Regions from separate parts of the Homo sapiens genome. Here regions 1 and 3 are each linked to region 2. The links are chromatin contacts, found by Hi-C or POLR2A ChIA-PET in ENCODE. All regions are on one chromosome and are shown on one strand. The core of a region is the stretch at or near the end of the contact, and the rest is flanking DNA. Distances in the headings are between cores, read along the strand shown. Region 1 holds the start of SOD2 (superoxide dismutase 2). Region 2 holds the start of LINC02901 (long intergenic non-protein coding RNA 2901). Region 3 has its middle 69 kb from the start of TULP4.

Region 1 (3,860 bases), core at 1,361-3,860, 820 kb after region 2:
GATCTGTGTTTCCCTTATTAAATTTTCTTGAGAGTCACTCTAAAAATAGATGTAACTTTTCTATTGTTTTTTAATAAATCAATAGTAACTGAATTTTTAAAATGGGAAAGATACATGCTTAATGAGAGATAATTTAATAATCTTAACATCTTACAGTTTGCTTACTCATTTTAAAATTAATAAAAATTGAGGGCTTAATATCTGCTTTTAAGAACACTTTTCTGAAATTCAACATTTTATTTGGTTTCAGTTTAGTTTTTGCCTCAAATAATAATAAAAGTCAAATGCTTTTTGTTGAAAAATATTCATATTAGTCAGTTAAATGTGATGAGATTATGACATTGTTTTATCTTTTTTCCCCAAGTTTTCAAACATGAAAATCTTTTTAATAATTTTTAAAATATGTTTAAGTAAAAGAAAGCTCTGCAGGTACTCAATCACTTATAAACAATATAGTACAATACAATAAAAAGCTTTTTTCCAGTGGGTTGTATTACATAAGTAAGGCTCTGATTCCACAAGTAAAGGACTGAAATTAAGTTGTTTTTAAAATACTGAAGAGAAAGGTTCCTGGTGTCAGATGTTGCCTTACAGGAAGTACTTTCACAACTGGGGTATTCCCCAGTCTCTCCCCATTACATGTTTCCCAAATTTGTTATTTCCTAAATCACGGGGCCTTTTCCCGTAATTCAAGGTTCGTCTGTCTCAAGTAAATCTTCCAGAATGTGGTAACTTCCTCCTCTTTTAATCATTTACTTCAAACACAATCAGGCTGAAATACTGCATTTTTCCACTAGATGCCTCCAGTCAACAAGATGTGACTGTCTAAAAATTACTCAACAAATTTCATAACCCCGAAATTCAAAACATTTAAGGAAAAGTAAACATTTTTTACTACGTAGCTTACCAAGCAATACAGAGAGTCTAAAAAACATGACTATCGATTATCTTCCTTGTGCAAACCACTAACGAATAAATTAAAAAGACAATACTATTTTGTAAAAAACGTTAAAACATAACATTCCCATACACACCCCCAAAAGGCACAGACTCAAAAAGTCCACATACCCCTGGTTTTATCAACCGAGCTCTTGAGAAAAAAAAAAAAAGTTAACAACATATATTTTAATTGCATTACAAATATGAGTAAATAGTAAATAAAAACAAGCCTGTTTCAGTTTCCCACTAAAGGGCTATTTTCCTTGTGAACTTTGACCCCTAAGGGAAATCAAGAAAAGTATCAAGTCTAAAGATCCTGAACTGTTCCACAGTTAGGTTACTGCTTTTTTGGTAACGCACACCACAACGGTGTGCCTCCTCCTCTCCCACCTGAAGTCAAGTGGGCTCAGTGAAGTTTCACCTGCAGGGTAGCTGGGGATGCAGGGAGTCTCCAAGTCCTAGGCTGGAGTCCCGACCCCGTTTGCTCTCAGGAAGATGACAAGGACCATGGTTCCTAGCACGGAGTAGTGTCCTCCTGTCTCCCACCTTCAGTGTGACCTGGCAGTAAGACACCACTCCCACTTCTATCAGGAGGTGACCCTGACACTCAGAGACACCTGCGGACCCGATGATGTCTGGCCACCAGTGGACAGGCGCTCTCAGCCCTCCTGCAAACGGCTGGCACACCTACCTGAGAGACCAAACATTTCCCCAAAGCACATTATACAACAAGAACAATTTCAATTTGCAAAAAAAACGAGTGACACAGTAGAGCTTTCTTTTCAGGCCCTACAATTCACCAGTGCTGGCAATATGTGTAACGGAATGTGGCTCACAACAGTAAGGCAAGCTCCTTCGCAGGACCCCAAGTTCCCTGAGATGACAGAAGTGTGTTCAAACCCATCGAGGCACTCCTTCTACAATGAGGTAGACCATGTGTTTAAAAGAGAGACTATCGTGCCTGGAAAACTCGGAACCGGTACAAATACGAAGCGAGTTCTCCTCCACGGAGAGGCCCGTCCGTATGGGGCCTGGCTCCCTGGGGTCGCCTCTGCCGGGGACTGCCTCCCGCCGCTCAGCCTGGAACCTACCCTTGGCCAACGCCTCCTGGTACTTCTCCTCGGTGACGTTCAGGTTGTTCACGTAGGCCGCGTGGTGCTTGCTGTGGTGCAGCTGCATGATCTGCGCGTTGATGTGAGGTTCCAGGGCGCCGTAGTCGTAGGGCAGGTCGGGGAGGCTGTGCTTCTGCCTGGAGCCCAGATACCCCAAAACCGGAGCCAGCTGCCTGCTGGTGCTGAAGACGAGAAAGCACAGCCCGGTCAGTCAGCGCCGCGGGACCGTCTACGCAGGCTGGGCTGCCGAGGAACGGCAGCGCGCGGCGTCCCCCGAGTCCCCGCGTCCCCTCCCTGCGGATCCCCGCTCCAGCCGCCGCGCCGGGCACTCCCGGGAGAACCGCCTGCAGGTGCCCCGGTCCCGCCAGGCCCGGTGCGGCCACTGTCGCCATTGCCGCGGAGGCCCTGCCCGCCGCGAGCCCCTTCGCCCTTGGGGCCGTGACCGGGTCCCCTTTCTTCTCACCCGCACACTGCCCGGCTCAACATGCTGCTAGTGCTGGTGCTACCGCTGATGCCGCCGATCTGCTGAAGCCGCTGCCGAAGCCACCACAGCCACGAGTGCCGCTCCTGCGCCGCCCGCGGGCCTTAAGAAAGCGCGGGGAGCAGGGCCGCGACCCCAGCTGCGCCGCAAGGGCACCGCCGCCCCGCCCCCCCCCCCCGCGGGCCCCGCCCCGCGCCCGCCGCGCCCAACCCCGGGGGTGCCCTGCGTGCCTGTCCCGCCCGCCCGCGCTTGCCGTACACCCCGCGCCCAGGGCACGGGAGAAAGGAGGCTGCAGGCTAGCCTCGGCCTCGGCAACCTCGCTGCCTGTCTGCCGTACTTGAGTGGCGCGCGGCCGAAGGGAGGCGGCCCCTGCCCCCGTGGAGTTGGTACGGCCCGAAGGCCCTGCCTCCGGCTCCGCCCCTGAGGGTGCCGGCGGGGATCTGGCTGCACTAGGCGGCTGCGGCGCCTGCCCCTGAGTTTTGGTTGCGCTGCCGGGGGGCCGCGGGGTCCAGAGGCCTCACTGCAAAAAGACATTCATACCCTCCCAGGGCCCCCGTGGCCGTTCCTAGGGAAGACGGGGCCTAGCTGCTGGTCAGCGCCGCCCAGCCGGCCTATGAGCTGAGGGTAGAGCCAGCGCCCTTCCAACCCGTATTCAGTACTCTTGCGCCGTACCCTTGCTTTGCAAGTAAGCCGACCTTGGGACCTATTCCAGGACAGGAGGCACACAGACTTTGTCCCCACCGGCTGCCTAAGAACAGTTCTTGGACACCCACGACGTGCCCGAGACTGCAGGCAGGATTTGCACACATTTATCTTTATTTTTACCCCTAGGGTTGGTATTATTGATTCTAGTAATAGTGAAATCCTTTGAGGTTAAGCAGCTTCTCCTGGGCACAGTTAACTGAGTCAGGACTAGTTCCCACCTTCCTCACTACTAAGCCCTGGCAGTCATGTTTTGTGTGTTTACAGTAACTCTGTGAACCAACTGTTCAGGATAACATAAAAGGACAACAGAGGATTCTTTCCTGCGCTGTCTTGTAGCCTAGTAAGCTGTTAAGTATCAAGTGCTCTCTCAACAGTTAAACAACAATCCTGAATGGTGTGAATCTTCCATGTGTAGAGGTTAGGAAATCTACACTGCCATTGGCGGGAGTTGCCCCTTTATTGAAAAGAATATGATGGAAGGTAGCAGGTGCTGAACCGTTTCCGTTGCTTCTTGCAACCCCCGTACAGCCCTCCGAAGGATGACTAGGCTTCCGGTAAGTGGAATGGGAAAACAGTCAGGCGAAGAGGAACCACCTGAACTTGGCTTCACAACAGGAAGGGCT
Region 2 (4,458 bases), core at 348-2,847:
TGCTGTGGAAGCTTTTTCGCTCTTCACAATAAACCTTGCTACTGCTCACTCTTTGGGTCCCGGCCATCTTTAAGAGCTGTAACACTCACCGCGAAGGTCTGTGGCTTCATTCTTGAAGTCACTGAGACCACGAACCCACTGGCAGGAACCAAGTCCAGACACAATGTTATGCAAGCTTTCTAGACCCTTTCTGTAAAATGGGTATAATAATAGTATCTAAGTCATGGGGATTTTGTGAGGATTAAATGAAATGCCTGTTAAGCATTTAAAATGCCTGGCACATTGAAAGTTCTTTTTGGAGACAAGTCTTGCTCTGCCGCCCAGGCTGGAGTGCAGTGACATGATCTCTGCTCACTGCAGCCTCTGCCTCCTGGGTTCAAGCAATTCGGTGCCTCAGCCCTGAGTAGCTGGGATTACAGGCATGCGCCAACACGCCCACCCAATTTTTGTATTTTTAGTAGAGATGGGGTTTCACCATGTTGGCCAGGGTGGTCTGGAACTCCTGACCTCAGGTTATCCTCCTGCCTCGACCTCCCAAAGTGCTAGGATTACAGGTGTGAACCACTGCCTTTGGGCCAAAAGTACTTAATTCTTATTGATGTCCACATTCAACAATTACTAGGTTTGTTTTTTCTGCATCCAGCTGCAAATGATCTTCAAAGTTGTGAACTCAGGAAATCTCAGAGGCGTTTATAGGCTTTCCAACCAGAGATGATATTTGTAATTCAAAGAAGTAAATAGAAATCCTTAAGAGAACCCCTTTCAAGCTAAGTTCCCATCTAATATGGAGTGGTGGCTTCGAATGATCCTTTTGGCTTATCTTTTTAAGTGTAAGAATTTTTGATGAATCACACTTCGTACCTATTTGGTCACTTTCACCAAAGTACAAAACCAGTCTGCCACCAGAAGAAATTTAATAACCTTGAGACTCAGAGAAGCAATGCTGCCTGATTGGTGGACAGCCAGACCAGTGAGGGTCAGACGTGGCTCTTCGGCTCCGGACACGGGAATGTGGTGGAAATGAGATCCTCCAGCGATTCTAAGGAGTGTTTTGTTCTTCTGGCTTAAGAGAAGGGCAGAGGACAGAACCAAGGGGAAAGAGAGACAGGCCCAGCCATTGTCTGACGTGAGGCACGATAACACATTAGAGGGCTGGTTTAGCAAAGGGCAAGGTAGAGTTGGCATTAGACGCGCTTGCAAAGGGAGGCGGGCAAGAGCTTCAAGACGCGAATGACACTTGAGCAGCCTGGGCTCACGTCTGGTAAGGTTTACGCCGCCTGTTCCCGCCATCTGGCAACTCCCTCCCAGAAGGGTGAGTTTGGTTCTTGGCAAATCCCCTTCGGACACACAAGCTCTTTTATTAAAATATAACCCCACTAACAGATTGCAGACTAGGCACAGAAGCCCCAAAGCACCCCCAGAGACCGCAGCAGTCCCGCCCCGCCGCCCCCGGATCCGCGCGGCTGCCAGAAGCTCCCCTCCCCCAGATCTTGGCCCCTCCCTGAGGCGCGCGAGCGTGTCGTCGCCCGCTCCCGGCCAATCAGGGCGCGCGACCAAAATAGCGCCATATAAAAGCTGGATGGCGGGCGCGGCCGGTGCAGAGCCTCGCGCTGGGGTGGGGTTGCGCGCGCAGGTGAGGGGGGCGGGGCCGGCGCGACCGGCGGGGCGGGGCGGACACTCCCACCGCGCACCTGCTTCTGCCTGACGTGTACCCGGAAGGTCGTCAGCTCAGGCTCCAAATATGTAACAGTGAGTTTCTAAGTGAGTCACACGGACGCGGTTGGTTTCCAGTGAGGCATAACTCATCGCTTCACTCTTCTCAACGGTTCCCTCTTCGGAAGGAAGCGCAGTCCGCAGCGTCGTCCGAGGGCGTGATCGCCTGCGTCGCACCCGCGTCTCCAGTGGCCACCCCTTGTCCTACAGGAACGCGCATCTGCTTAGCAGGCGCTGAGCCCTTGAGGAGGCCTAAAATGAATGAACGCGGCTGTGCCTCCTGAGCAGGCTCACAGTTGTGGGTGGGGGACAGAAGGGTGTCCATGCCTAAGGTCGACGGCGATAAGACAGACGTTCTTCCCAGGAGGAGATCAGTTCCAGGTGGGAGGCATTTCTAGGAGTCACCTTTCTCCGAGGAAGTGACCTGAGCTGTAGGAGGTGGAATCACAAAGGCTTTGGTGCCCTACACACCTGGGTTTTAGCCTCAGCTTGAGTCACTCACCCAGTCTGTGACGCTGAACACATCAGGAAACCTCAAACTTTCCCCATCTTTAAGATGCAGATAATAGCCGGTCACCATGGCGTGTGCTTGTAATGGCAGCTACTCGGGAGGCTGAGGCAGGAGGATCTCTTGAACCTGGGAGGTGGAGGTTGCAGTAAGCCGAGATCGTGCCACTCACTCCAGCCTGGGCAACAGAGCGAGACTCCATCTCAATAAATAAATAAATAACACTACATGACTGATAGCATATTTTTGAGGAGCATCTCTCCCCCTCCGTGCTTGGGTTTAATCCCCCCTTCCTCTCTCCCTCCCTCCCTTCCTCCCTTCTTTCTTCCTTCGTTACGTTTCTCTTCATTTCTTTTTTTCTCCATCATTCCTTCATTTTTCTTATTTTTTCCTAACTGATATAATTTACACACAATAAATCGCACAGAAATTAAGAGGACAGCTGGGTGAAGTTTTACATATGTATACACATGTCATTAGCCCCTAGGTCAAGATCTAGAACATTTCCATCACCCCAGGTTTCCAACTGCTCCTTCCGGTCAGTAGTACTTCCCCAGAGGTAACCACTATTCATTTGGACTTAAATTACCAAGTATGAGTTGTGTCTACTCTTAAACTTCATGTAATTGCAATCAAGCATTATGCTTTATTCCAAACTTGTCCAACCCGCACAGGCCACGGTTTTGAATGTGGCCCAACACAAATTTGTAAACTTTCTTAAAACATTGCGAGATTTTTTGTGACTTTATTTATTTATTTATTTTTTTGAGACAGAGTCTCTGTTGCCCAGGCTGGAGTGCAGTGGTGTGATCTCGGCTTACTGTAACCACCGCTTCCCAGGTTCAAGCGATTCTCATGCCTCAACCTCCCGAGTAGCTGAGATTACAGGCTGGTGCCACCACACCTGGCTAATTTTTGTATTTTTAGTAGAGATGGGGTTTCACCATATTGGGCAGGCCGGTCTCAAACTCCCGACCTCAGGTGATCTGACCACCTCGGCCTCCCAAAGTGCTGGGATTACAGGCATCAGCCACCGCGCCCCGCCATGTGATTTTTTTTTTTTTTTTTTAGCCCATCAGCTATTGTTAATTTTAGTGTATTTTATGTGTGGCCCAAGGCAATTCTTCCAGTGTGGCCCAGGGAAGCCAAAAGATTGGACACCTTTGCATTTCTGTTTTTTTTCACCCACCGTAGTGTCTGTAAGATTCCTCCATGTTATCACACGTATCAGTAGTTTGAAGTTTGTTTATTACTGAATAGTATTCTATTGCATGAATATACTTAAGTTAACTTATCCTTTTTACCATTGATGTGTATGTGGGTTGTTTTCAGTTTTTGGCTATTATGCATAAAGCTGCTCTGAACATTCATGTAGTATGATGAATAATTGATTTTAGTAGGATATATACCTATAAAAGGAATTTTTGTGTCATAGGATGATAGGTGTATATTTAGTTTTAGTAGACACTGCTGGCAGTTTCCCAAAAGGATTGAATCAATTTTTGAAAATTGGCTGGCCGCAGCAGCTCACGCCTGTAATCCCAGCACTTTGGGAGGCCGAGGCAGGTGGATCACGAGGTCAGGAGTTCGAGACCAGCCTGGCCAATATGGTGATTCTCCATCTCTACTAAAAAAAAAAAAAAAAAAAAAAAATTAGCTGGGCATGGTGGCGTACGCCTGTAGTCCCAGCTACTTGGGAGGCGTAGGCAGAAGACTCTCCTGAGCTCAGGAGGCAGAGGTTGCAGTGAGCTGGGATCATGCCAATGCACTCCAGCCTGGGTGACAGAGCGAGACTACATCTCAAAAAAAAAAAAAAAAAAAAAAAAAAGGACTGGTCGAGGTGGCTCACGCCTGTGATCCCAGCACTTTGGGAGTCCAAGGCAGACAGATCACCTGAGGTTGGAAGTTCGAGACCAGTCTGACCAACATGGAGAAACCGCGTCTCTACTAAAAATACAAAATTAGCTGGCCATGGTGGCGCATGCCTGTAATCCCAGCTAGCTACTCGGGAGGCTGGGGCAGGAGAATCGCTTGAACCTGGGAAGTGGAGGTTGCGGTAAGCCGAGATCATGCCATTGCACTCCATCCAGCCTGGGCAACAAGAGTGAAACTCCATCTCAAAAAAAAAAAAAAAGAAAAGAAGAAAAGAAAATTATAGTTACTTCACATCCTTGCCAACAATTGGTGTTAACAGTCTTAAATTTTTGATGGTTATGCAGCAGTATTTCCTAGTGGTT
Region 3 (4,061 bases), core at 14-2,513, 630 kb before region 2:
ACTGCACTCCAGCCTGGGCACCATTGAGCACTGAGTGAACGAGACTCCGTCTGCAATCCCGGCACCTCGGGAGGCCAAGGCTGGCGGATCACTCGCGGTTAGGGGCTGGAGACCGCCCGGCCAATACAGCGAAACCCCGTCTCCACCAAAACCAGTCAGGCGTGAAATTGTTTTTTTTTTGAGATGGTGTCTCGCTCTGTCACCCAGGCTGGAGTGCAGTGGCGTGACCTTGGCTCACCGCAACCTCTGCGTCTCTGGTTCAAGCGATTCTTCTGCCTCAGCCTCCCGAGTAGCCGGGACTACAGGCACGCACCATCACGCCCAGCTAATTTTTGTATTTTTAGTAGAGACGGGGTTTTACCGTATTGGCCAGGCTGGTCTCGAACTCCTGACCTTGTGATCTGCCTGCCTCCGCCTCCCAAAGTGCTGGGATTACAGGCATGAGCCACCGCGCCAGGCCAGCTTTGTTAAATTCTATAGCTTGTAGTTGTTTCTTGGAAAGCTTAAACTCTACTCTTTCCGCATTGGTTAATTTCACTTTCTTCTTGGAGTCAAAGACATTTTGGTCCTTGTTAATGGTAATGATGTTATTTGCAATTACATCTAGTAACCCTACATCCGTTGGTTTTAGTAGTAGTATTTGATTGTAAAGTTGCAGAGCCTCCTCTGTTTGACCCTGAAGCTGCAGAATATAGGCCATCTGACCATAAGTGATGGCCAGTCCTGCCTGTGGGTCTTCCTCAGTCTCATCAGTGTCTTCTGATAATGAATGGTGGCAAAGACCTTCAGCTTTTTGTAGGATGTTCATGGCCTGGTTCAGCTGGCCGTGGTCTATCAGTGCACATGCAGTGTTTAGCACAGCTCATGTGTGCCTTCTTGGAAGCCCAGGCTCTCTGGAGCCACTTTTTCCCAATTGCTTTGAGCTGCAACAACTGCTGAAGGGTTTGTTTTCCTCTCCTCATCATAAGCATCGTGGGAGTTTCGGACGAGATCTCTTTATGCCACTAAGCATTCATCATAGTGTTCCAAACGGTGTAACACTTATCCATAAAGCTCCTTCAGTTTGTCTGTCTGCCGGTTGGTACTTTCTACTGTCTTCAAGACATTCTCAATTCTGTTGAGCCTGTACTCGCAATATGCCTTTTCAAAGGAGAGAGAGTTATTGGCTAACAGTTTGGTGCAAGTATTGATGACATTCAAGGCTTCTCTGAAACTTCCTTTCTGGATAAGGCATATCACTTTACAATGCAGGCCAGTTACATCATCTTTGTGGATCTGCAGTATCTTATTGACAGGCTTGAGAGCACACAGGAAGTTGCTGTTCTGGCCGTACCGGTTCACTTCACTCCACACAGCACAGGCACTGAAACTCCACCCTGCTGCTCACTGTCGCCCAGGCTGGAGTGCAGTGGCGCAATCTTGGCTCACTGCAACCTTCGCCTCCCGGGTTCAAGTGATTCTCCTTGCCCCAGCTTCCCAAGTAGCTGGGATTACAGGTGCCCACCACAACACCCGGCTAATTTTTTTGTTGTTTTTAGTAGAGACAGGGTTTCACTATGTTGGCTAGGCTGGTCTCGAACTCCTGACTTCGTGATCCGCCCGCCTCGGCCTCCCAAAGTGCTGGGATTGCAGACGTGAGCCACCGCACCCGGCCTATCATGGAAATTTTAAAACATTGCTAACAGTGGAGACTGGTGTAATAAAGCACTGTATCTTGCCCAGCTTTGGCAATTTTAAAACGTTACCAGTTTTGTTTGAGCAATACCTCTCACGTCCCTCCACTTGGATTATTTTAAAGCAAATCAAGCTGTCATATAATTTTGTCTGTAAATATTTTAGTACATGTCTCCAAAAGAAAAAGACCCCTTAAAATAATTACAATACTATTATCTTACCTTAAAAATTTTTTCTTAGTATCATCAGATATCCAATCAATACTCCTTGACTGCAGTATATATTTGTGTGTATGTATGTGTGTGTATGGGCGTGTACGTGTGTGTGTGTGTGTTTATATCATATCATATATATATATATGATTGTTTGAATTAAGATGCAAATAAGGTCCATACATTGCAGTTGGATGGTTTAAAGTCTCTTTTAACCTATAGGTTCTCTATCTTTTTTTTTCTTTGCAACTCTTTATTGAAGAAACTGAATTTTATTCTTTGCATCCTTGTAATGTAAAATATGTTATTTTATTTCTTGTGTTTCCTGTACATTGGTAGTTCATTGTAGAGGCTAAATCAAAAGAATCCAATTTTATTTTTTTGTGAGGGCAGGATTATTTTCATCAGGAAGTCTTCTTTCTTTCTTTTTGTGATACTAGCAACCATTCTTGAATGTTAACTTGGTCTATGAGTTCAGGAGGGATTACAATATGGTTACATCCTGTCATTTAGTTATTAGCTGAAATAGGTGTGTGTGTGTGTGTGTGTGTGTGTGTGTGTGTGTGTGTAGAAATTCTCCTTTGTCAATTATTTGGTTACCTTGAGGTATAGAGTGTATAGGAAGGGTTTGAAAAGTGTCTGATTATTTCCCTTGATTTACCAGTTTTCAAAGTTATGATTTGGTCCCCTAGCATCCTCCAGTGGTGATGGTTGAGGGTTTTAAATTTTTTCGCATAACATTATGAACGCCTATTTTAGCATACGTGGTGTGTTTCAGTCCATTGCAGTTACTGTCCTTTCGATGCTCAAATTGCTCCCTCTTTGGGCAGTGTAGGCTTATTTAGGCTGGCACCTGAGTCCTTCTGACACGTCTCTAGTAATCTCATAGCTTCCTTGCTTTACGATATGATGAGATGTTTCAGGTTCGTCCTGTATACTTTCTGTTTCAGACATGAAATCAGAGCAGACCATTTTTAAAAGAAAAAAAACCTAAATGTGCAATAAACAAAATGTTCAGTTTTACTAGTCATTAAATAAATAGAATTCAGAGCTAAAGTAGATACCATTTGTTGTGGACTGAGTGTTTGAGTCCCCCTACCCCCGTTCATATGTTGAAGCCCTAAGTCCCAATGTGATAGTATTTGGAAGTGGGGTCTGTAGGAGGTAATTAAGGTTAGATGAGGTCATGAGTGTGGGGCCTTCATATGGGCTTAGTGTCCTTAGAAGAAGAGACACCAGGAGGCTTGCTTTTTTTCTCCCCATGTGAGCACACAGCAGGATGGCAGCTGCCTACAAGGGAGGAAAAAAAGCCTGAGAATGAAACCTACCTTGCTGGTACCTTGATCTTAGACTTTTAGCCTCCAGAACTTCGAGAAATAAATTTCTGTTGTGGCCGGGCATGGTGGCTCATGCCTGTAGTCCTAGCACTTTGGGAGGCTGAGGTGAGACGATCACTTGAGCACAGGAGTTTGAGACCAGCCTGGGCAACATAGCGAGACTTTGTCTCTATTTATTTATTTTTTATTTAAATAATAATAAAAAAACTAAAAACATAAAAGAAACAAAATAAATTTCTGTTGTTTAAGCCACTCAGTTTATGGTTTTATCGCAGCCTGAGCAGACTTAAGACAGCATTTTTCAGTGATTATGTTGGCAATATAATTTAGACACAATTTTTTTATTTTTTTGGAGACAGGGTCTTACTTTGTCACCCAGGCTGGAGTGCAGTGGTGCGATCATGCTTACTGCAGCCTGGCCTCCCAGGTTCAAGCAATCCTCCTCCCTTAGCCTTCTGAGTAGCTGGGACTACGGGCACATATCACCACACCTGGTCAATTAAATTTTTTTTTTTTTTTTTTAGGGATGAAGCCTCACTATGTTGCCCAGGCTGGTCTTGAACTCCTGGGCTCAAGGGATCCTCCTGCCTTGCCCTCCCGAAGTGTTGGGGTTACAGGTGTGAGCCACCGCACCCGGCCTAGACCCAATTTAGTCCTTTATGGATTTGAAATGATTTGGTAAAGTTTAATATAAAGTATCATGTTATGATGACTTCTGCTGTTCCTTCTCTTGCTGATCTTATTATTTGGGCATCTCCTGGTGTGGAAAGGGAATGATAAGGATGATGGTAATTCTCGGTGCTGGTGCAGATGAAGGGAGGTATGTCCTCTCAGATAG

Evidence for each region. A loop is a pair of places that touch in the nucleus more often than their neighbours do. ChIA-PET counts read pairs that join two places held with the same protein, here RNA polymerase II (POLR2A). Pooled maps may share reads with other maps.
Region 1: a pooled map shows a loop between it and region 2 (6-fold over the local background). The contact joins the promoter of SOD2 here to the promoter of LINC02901 in region 2. A Hi-C loop is called at or near these places in 1 of 168 maps with a recorded cell type or tissue (naive thymus-derived CD4-positive, alpha-beta T cell), 1 of 37 single-sample maps with no recorded cell type and 7 of 50 pooled maps. POLR2A ChIA-PET finds 5 or more read pairs at or near these places in 1 of 52 experiments (naive thymus-derived CD4-positive, alpha-beta T cell).
Region 3: a pooled map shows a loop between it and region 2 (2.7-fold over the local background). The contact joins the enhancer-like site here to the promoter of LINC02901 in region 2. A Hi-C loop is called at or near these places in 2 of 37 single-sample maps with no recorded cell type and 5 of 50 pooled maps.

What each region holds. Positions count from the first base shown.
Region 1 is chr6:159,690,631-159,694,490 of GRCh38, forward strand. It overlaps SOD2 (superoxide dismutase 2), which reads right to left and starts at 2,611. Exons shown (of 5, transcript NM_000636.4): 1 at 2,515-2,611; 2 at 2,031-2,233. The coding sequence starts at 2,537. RefSeq lists an enhancer at 1,854-1,923 and silencers at 2,294-2,473, 2,674-2,963, 3,644-3,813.
Region 2 is chr6:158,868,217-158,872,674 of GRCh38, forward strand. It overlaps LINC02901 (long intergenic non-protein coding RNA 2901), which reads left to right and starts at 1,598. Exons shown (of 3, transcript NR_160980.1): 1 at 1,598-1,761. RefSeq lists enhancers at 572-1,244, 1,245-1,917, 1,818-1,987, 1,918-2,591 and a silencer at 1,418-1,737.
Region 3 is chr6:158,241,433-158,245,493 of GRCh38, forward strand. It overlaps a transcript of TULP4 not described here and the pseudogene SRP72P2. Among named protein-coding and RNA genes, the nearest start is that of TULP4, 69 kb to the right of the region's middle. RefSeq lists enhancers at 801-910, 1,021-1,090, 1,491-1,540. Within about 2 kb of position 1,264, at least 17 of the 41 ENCODE cell types and tissues checked have a DNase peak (open chromatin) inside an H3K27ac peak, as active enhancers do.